Regions from separate parts of the Mus musculus genome. Here all the other regions are linked to region 2. A link is a loop called in an ENCODE intact Hi-C map of the cell type or tissue named here. Cell type or tissue: gastrocnemius. All regions are shown on one strand. Region 1 has its middle 17 kb from the start of D630010B17Rik. Region 2 has its middle 23 kb from the start of Pus7l. Region 3 overlaps Adamts20 (a disintegrin-like and metallopeptidase (reprolysin type) with thrombospondin type 1 motif, 20).

Region 1 (2,500 bases), 260 kb after region 2:
ACACTTTGGAAAGTATTTCGGTGAGGAGGGCTCCAAGCTCCAGCTCTCTTTACAGACATCATTTTAAGGTGTCAATAGTACCTATTTCATTTTGTTTTGCCTCAAGCATTAATGTGTAAAACCCTGGAAGTATGTCAGAAACCAACACGTTTTCATATATGTTACCTAAGCCATTTGGCATCATGACCTATGACGTTGGGTAACAAGTAGTGAACTGATCTTAAAGCCTAAAATCATTTCATGGGTAAGGCAGATGGAGCCCAGGCCGCAGCCTTGGTGGAACGGCTTTCTGCTGTGATGACCATGACAGGTCACTTTGAGCTGTCTGGTGCTCTCATCTCTGCACAGCCCCACTGCTCCTGATCTGTTCTGAATCAGGAGTCGCTCTTCACCTTAGGAAGTATTAGCCAGCTTGTGAATTAGATCCTGAGATTCGTCTCATTTATCATGTCTGCCCCTTCTGGCTTTATCTTCTGATTTTCCTTCCTGAATATCCACTCCTTTTTATTGTTAACCTCTCTCGTTTTCACATGCCACACAATTAATGTCATAGGACGGTCTGCGTCGTCACCACTTTGCACAGACAGCATGGTTAACACTTTCTATGAGGCCTCATCAAACATGTAACCCAGATGGAAGGAAAGATGGTCTCAGTGTGGCATGGCAATTAAGGTGCCAGCCAAACTGGCACACAGCCAACTTCCAGAGTTCCAGCAGCAGGAAGCCAGCCTCAAAGGCAGCCTCTCTCCTACTTCCTCTTTTAGTGTTACCTCTTAATTTTGGCTCTTCTTCATATCATTTCATAAAACTGGACATTGAAAGGAACCCTATTTTGCTTTGACAGAATTAAATAAACACAATAATGATTTTTCTATACCAGTGCCAAAGATGACAGATTTGAGCAAACATGCCAGGATGCTTCTACTTGCACTGAGGGTGGTGGGCAGGAATCATCCCAGACATTTCCTGCTTATCTGTCGGCCTCCCTCCAAAAACTCTTAATACGGGTCTCCTGGTAATCACTTCTAATCTGTCAACGTTGGCAGATTGTAGGATGTTTGTATGCTTCCTCCAAATAAGTCCTAGATAGCTAGAGAGAACTGAATCTCCTAGTGCCTAGACTTATGACCCAACCGGATATGGAAAGAGAATTCCCAAACTTCTTTATTAAATAAAAGACCAATTAGGACCCAAGAATGGTGGAATGAGTTGACATTCTCCTGTTACACAGAATATACTGGGATTTGAGGAGGAACAAGATAAAAAGTTGCACCAGAAAGGAATTTGCATGAAATGTACAACAAAGACAATCTAGTGCCTTGCTAGATGCATTCCTGAAGGGATGCCCTCTTTCACCTTGGTGCTCAGCTCAGGTCTCTTCTTACGTTCCACAAATGCCTCATTTTTATCTCGTGTTTCCCAGTAGAAAGTCTGAGAATATCAGGTTCCTTCTGCATGCCCCTTGTGCGGTGGACACGGGCAATTGACTCACCTCCACCAGCTGGAACCTGTGTCGTAACTGTAGTCACAAGTTCGCACATATTACATTGAGGCAGCGTGGTCCTCACTAGTGACAGATGGTGCATGGGTGATGGCTCCACCCTGGGCCCAGAGGAAGCCGCAGGAACTTCAGAGGCAGCACAACACATCCATCAAGCAAGCAGTATTCCGAACCACAGCTGATATGGCAGCAAGCCACTGTTTCCAGGGTTAGAGCGAGTTGGGTCCCTTTTCTCTGATTCTAACCAGATCAGCTTTATTTTTTCTTCTTCTTCCTATTTTGGAAGAATATTACAAATGTACTTAATCTCGTGTTTTAAGTAAATAAAGGTATGTTTGGGATTACACCTCTGATTGGTGGCATCAGACATGACAAACAGTATGCTTTATATGTGTAAATCAACGACACCTTTTTACACAGTTTTTGAGGATTTCATACAAGCAGATTATGTATTTTGACCTAGGTCACCCTACTCCCTTCCCTTCAGCTTCCCCTCTAGTCACTTATAACTACTCTCCTCTCCCAACTTCATGTATGTGCTCTTTCTTTAAAAGAAGCAGAAGCAGGAGGAGGAGGGGGAGGGGGAGGGGGAGGGGGAGGGGAAGAAAGAAAGAAAGAAAGAAAGAAAGAAAGAGAAAGAGAGAGAGGGAGGAAGGAAGGAAGGAAGGAAGGAAGGAAGGAAGGAAGGAAGGAAGGAAGGAAGGGAGGGAGGGAAAGAAAGCAAAACCAAAACCAAACAAAAAGACTATTGAATGTACTTTGTCTTCACAGCGTAAGCGTGTAGTAGTTAATGATCCTGGGTAAATGGTGCCAGCAGGAGCTTACAGTGATTGGTCATCTTCCAGCCACACTAAGGAAGCAGAGTAACTCACACTTAGCTAGTTTCCTCTGTTAGCGCAGAGTAGGACATCCACCCAGGGAACAGAGTGGCCTCCCTTCAGGATGGGTCTTCCATATTCTATTAACTCAATTAGGTAATTAATCATGGGCTAAGTAATT
Region 2 (2,500 bases):
ACAATTAGGAAGTAGCAACAAAATAACTTTATGGTTGGGGGGTCATCACAGCCTGAGGAACTGTGTTAAGGGGTCACAGTGTTAGGAAGGCCGAGGACCCCGGTTCTGTATATTAGAGAGCGAATCAGAAGTCAACTCAAAGTCCACCCGTAAAGAACATAAGTGAGATGAGCTGAGTCAGATCGTTAGCAAGCGTAGTTACTATAGTCGCTGATGCACATTTAGTAGCATTAGAAAATGTTTTAGAGGAGCAACACACATATTTGACACATGCCGTGCTCACCAGTGAAGCTTATTTTAGTGCAGACAAAGCTCCGTTCCAGGCATCGCATATGCTAAGCAAATGCAGTCTCTCAGCTATATTTGTATTTCTTTCAGTATCCTTTCAATTAAAAAAAATTATAAAAGAATGTTAAAACAAAAACAAAACCCATAGCCACTGGGGACCAGCTGCCCCAGCTCCTGTTTGTTCAAGACCCTGTGCTTCCTGATCAACAGTAACAGAGGGGACATTAACACAGATACCACTGTCATCAGTTAATGTAAGTACCGTGTGTTGAGAAGAGGCCGGGAACTCCACTGCTGTTACACGTCTGCAGGCACAACTTGGAAGAGAAGAAAAGAAAATGGCATTCTATTAAGATGATGAGTATTCAATTATATGTATATATATATATACATATATATATACATATATATACATATATATACACACACACACATATATATGTCAATTTTATGTGTGTAATGTAATAACTATATATATATATATATATATATATATATATAATGGCCATATATGATAGGATATTACATGGTATGTCATATGATATTACATATCATCTTTGTTACCTTTCTGTTCCTGCCAGGAAAAACCTTAACAAAAGCAATTTAAACGTGAAAGGGTTTATTCTGGCTCCCAGGTCCAAGGTGCAATCTGTCATGGCAAAGAAGTCATGGCAACAGGATCCCTGAGGGCTCAGGTCACCACAGTCAGGAAGTAGGGAACAGCAGGGATACTTGTCACTCACATCCTCCTTTTTATACAGTCCAGGATCCAAGCACTGGGAATGGCGCCGCCTGTTGTGGGTGGGGCTTCTTGCCCCAATCCCTCTAAACAGGATAATTCTTCACATGTGTGCTGAGGGTGGTTGTCTTCAAGTGACTCTAATCTCCTAAAATTGACAATCGAGATAACCCATTACAGCTGCTTCAGCAATCTCAAAATACAAATGAAGTTGGATATTATGGTACCGTTAGTTTTTAAAGTGGCCCTCATGATTTTAGCGATGACTGAAAATGAAATGATACTCTATAAAGTAGCAAAACTTGGGAGGGGAGGGATATTTTCATTCCCTCAGTGAAATTATATTTTATGAATTAAATATGAAAATCAGTTATATAAAACTTAACCTAGTGTTCTTTTAAATAGCATTTCTTAGAGCCTGTCAAGCATTTAAAACATGCTGTCATCAATATTCCTGTCTTGGCCTGTAGGTGGCACTGTAAGCTTATATTTCTCATACAGTAAACGGAGCCAGCAAAAAGCATATCTTTGTTATCCATCATAACTAGAACATTATTTAGCTGTTACGCATACCGAAAGTCGTTCCATTTAACAGTATTTGGTATGAAATATATTTTTTAATTCCAAGGACCTTATTATGTCTTAAGAACCAACTGATGATAGCTTCATAAGCATAACCTTTGCTCTAGTTTTAATTACCAAGGTTACATTTGAGACTAATGGTGCGTAAGGACCAGGAAGGTGAACAGTCTTAACTTTGAGGTGTTTTGCTGTATTACCACAGTCAGGGGGTGTGAACCCCCGGCCTTGCTCACCCTAAGCAAGTGCTCTGCTGGCTGAGCTGAGAGCCACACCGCATCTTATCAAGGCACAACTGCCTTGTTTTTGTTTGTTTGTTTTGTAACTTGTAAAAGTTGAAATCTCGGTAACTTTAGACACAGTTAACATTTATTAGCGTTGTATAAGTATCTCTCATATTAATCCATACTCATCCCAACCCCCATTGGGAATGTAATATTTCCTGCTTTGGGCAGTTTAGAAGCCTATCTGAGTGATCTGTCTCAGATCAGACAAGATGTGGTGTGGAATTGAACTTGACCATGCTTCCTAGGTGTCTTACATAAGGTCACTATTGCAAAAGCAAGTTGGGGAGGAAAGGGCTTATTTCACACAGAGCTCCAGGTAACAGTTCATCAGCAAAAGCCTTGAGGGCAGGAAGTTAAACAGGGCAGGAACTAGAGGCAGGAGCTGATGCAGAGCTCATGGAGGGTGCTGCTTACTGGCTGGCTCCTCATGGCTTGCTCAGCCTGCTTTCTTATAGAACCCAGAACCACTAGCCCAGGATGGCACCACCCACAATGGGCTGGAACCTCCCTCTTTGATCACTAATTGAGACAATGCCTTATAGCTGGATCTCATGGAAGCATTTCCTAAATTGAGGCTCCCTCCTTTTGATGACTTTAGCTGCTTTCA
Region 3 (2,500 bases), 180 kb after region 2:
ATTAGTCACCTTGATGATACGAATCATGACCATTGTGTTTTGAAGCAAGCTGGCTGTGATCACGTGTTAAACTCCAAGGCCAAGAGAGACAAGTGTGGAGTGTGTGGTGGTGACAACTCTTCGTGCCAGACCCTGGCAGGTGTCTTCAACAGTGCCCATTACGGTAAGCTGAGTGTGCTTGCCTCCGGTTTTCCCTCCCGTCGGGACGGGTGCTCTACTGTGTAATGGAGTACAGCAGGAATGCTTTGTTATAGCCTGTGGACTCTGTCTCCCCAGGCCACAGTGGTTGTCGATGAAAAATGTTCAAAGGGAAAGAAACTAAACCTTGATCCTGGGATGTTATTTGAATTTATGGATTCACTTGTTCTAAGAAAAACCTGATTCTGTGTTTTTGTTGGTTTTTTCTCTGGAAAGAGGTTCATGTGTCCCAGACTGGCCTGGCACTTATGGTCGTCCAACCTTGACTTCTCAAGTGCTGAGATTACAAGCACACACTACCCATGTCACCTCACGCTGTGCTGGGGCCAAGCTCAGGGCTTCTAGCATGTTCAGCAGGCTCTGTACTAACTGAGACCATCCCCAACCCTAAGTCTAAAATTACAACCACAACCACAACAACAACAACAAAAATCAGATGTATTAATAAAAGTCAAACAGCAAAGTCAGTGGTATTTGACTGTGGTGTGTGAATGTTACTTAAATTTAGAGAGCTTTTAGTAGTGTTCATGCAAGTTAGAATGTATATATTTATGGATTTTCCTGGAAAACTTGCTTTGAATTATTTTAACATTGGAATCTATCTATCTATCCACCTACCTATATCTGCTTGCCTGTCTATCTATCATCTATTTACTTTTGCGATTAGATACCTGGTCTGTGTGCTGTGTTCGTTTTTAATACTGTATTGAAAGTGTTGATTGACGGTAAGGGCTAAAGTGTTAATTTTATTGTTGGGTCACAGTTGCCGCCCCTTGATTTCCCAAGTAGCATTGTGCATTTCAGTTCCAATGGGCACTTGACCGTGATTTCAATTTCATTTTAAAGTGTTTTAAGACTACCTCAGACATTTTCCATTCTTAAATTTTCTGGGAAAATGTTCTTTCTTTGAATGACACAAAGCAGAGCCCTAAACCTTTCCCAGTACGGTAAATGGTTATTTCTCACAGAGTCATTTCCGACATTAAACTATGTTCCTATGATTGCGTTCACGATGATAATGGCCACTATTTGGTTGAAGGCTATAACACAAGACTAGAAGCATAGAACAATTCATATTTTAATGTGCTGACAATGGTCGTGGTTTTCTCTTGGTTACCGATGATTTCACGGGAGGTGCCTACTCGATCCCCTTCCGTAGCCACTGACACAGTTGTCGTGGACTTCAGCTACTAAAACACATTTCCCGTTACAAAACCACGCACATCAAATTAGAGCCAGGTACTTAACCTTTGTGTAAATTATGTGGCAATGAATAGTTCCCAGACAAATGGGAAGCCAGCTGCAAATCATTTGCAGGGTGGGGATAAGAGTTAGCAATCTGCCCCCTGGTGGCCGCCTTCATCCTTGCACCCTTCTAGTGCTTTGAGGAGACCGGTGGAAGAAGTCATTTTATAGAGAGAGTTGTCTGAGTTAAAATTAACGTTGATTATAACCTGCAGGACACACACAGCAGTCGAGCAGTTATATTTATGCCTAAGTTGTGACACTTTAAAGAGATAAGGCAATCGGCTGCAAAGACCTACAGGTCACCTGGCAGCGTCATCTTTAAAGGACTATAACCACGGCACAGGATTTTCAAATATAAGGCATAAGAGAAACTACAACTCTTATTCATGTACTAAATTGAGGGAGTCAATTTTTACAAGGACAAGAAGTAAGCTGTAGTAATATCTCTTGAGCACGTGGAGGTCTGTGCTTTACCTGGGCGACTCAGCTGGCTCTGTGCGTATTTTCAGGGTCAGGAAAAGTTCCCGTTTTCTCGTTCAATGTGTGTTTTACACGGCGTTTCCTCTTCAAGCAGTGATAATATTGCAGAATTTTGTCCAGTGAGCTAGAGCTATCGCTTTCATTCCACTCCAATAACTCCATTCCACTCCTTTTTTTTTTTTTTTTTTTTTTTTTTTTTTTTACTTTTCTTGTAACGGATGTTGACAGACTTTTAAAAGTAATGCAAAACTTGGATCTAAGTATGGAGATTCTTGTTTGAGGTACAAACTAGAAGCCTGAGAAAAAATTTAAATTCTATTATTTTCTCAGTAGTAAAATCTGCAGCTATTTAGTCTCCACCAACACACCATGTCAGCAGCTCTGATAGCCCTAGATTTGTACATGCATTTGAAACCCAGGATTGTAAATAAGTGTGTTGGCCCTAGATAAACACTCTATTATACATTCAGAATTATAGAAGTAGGAAAAAAAGAGGAAATGTTGAGCTTTGAGATTCTCAAGATTGAAGCTGAAAAGACATCCCAGAAGCGACTCTTGCTGCTTTTGCAGAAGA

Evidence for each region. Hi-C counts contacts between places; a loop is a spot of excess contacts. Peaks named below come from ENCODE experiments on the same cell type or tissue, not always from the same donor. Only the 100,000 strongest peaks of a DNase experiment are listed, where the experiment ranks them.
Region 1: it touches region 2 in a loop (6-fold over the local background); 28 of 42 quality-filtered maps call a loop at or near these places.
Region 3: a loop joins it to region 2, with 14 times the contacts of the local background. A loop is called at or near these places in 26 of 42 quality-filtered maps.

The regions. Positions count from the first base shown.
Region 1 is chr15:94,262,506-94,265,005 of GRCm38, reverse strand. No RefSeq gene overlaps it. Among named protein-coding and RNA genes, the nearest start is that of D630010B17Rik, 17 kb to the right of the region's middle. In gastrocnemius, no CTCF peak of the experiment used is centred here; DNase peaks (open chromatin) are centred at 305, 691, 937 and 1,608.
Region 2 is chr15:94,519,718-94,522,217 of GRCm38, reverse strand. No RefSeq gene overlaps it. Among named protein-coding and RNA genes, the nearest start is that of Pus7l, 23 kb to the left of the region's middle. In gastrocnemius, a CTCF peak has its summit at 1,473 (motif pointing right); a DNase peak (open chromatin) is centred at 1,499.
Region 3 is chr15:94,341,601-94,344,100 of GRCm38, reverse strand. It overlaps Adamts20 (a disintegrin-like and metallopeptidase (reprolysin type) with thrombospondin type 1 motif, 20), which reads left to right. Exons shown (of 39, transcript NM_177431.5): 15 at 46-163. Among named protein-coding and RNA genes, the nearest start is that of Adamts20, 61 kb to the left of the region's middle. In gastrocnemius, no CTCF peak of the experiment used is centred here; a DNase peak (open chromatin) is centred at 1,550.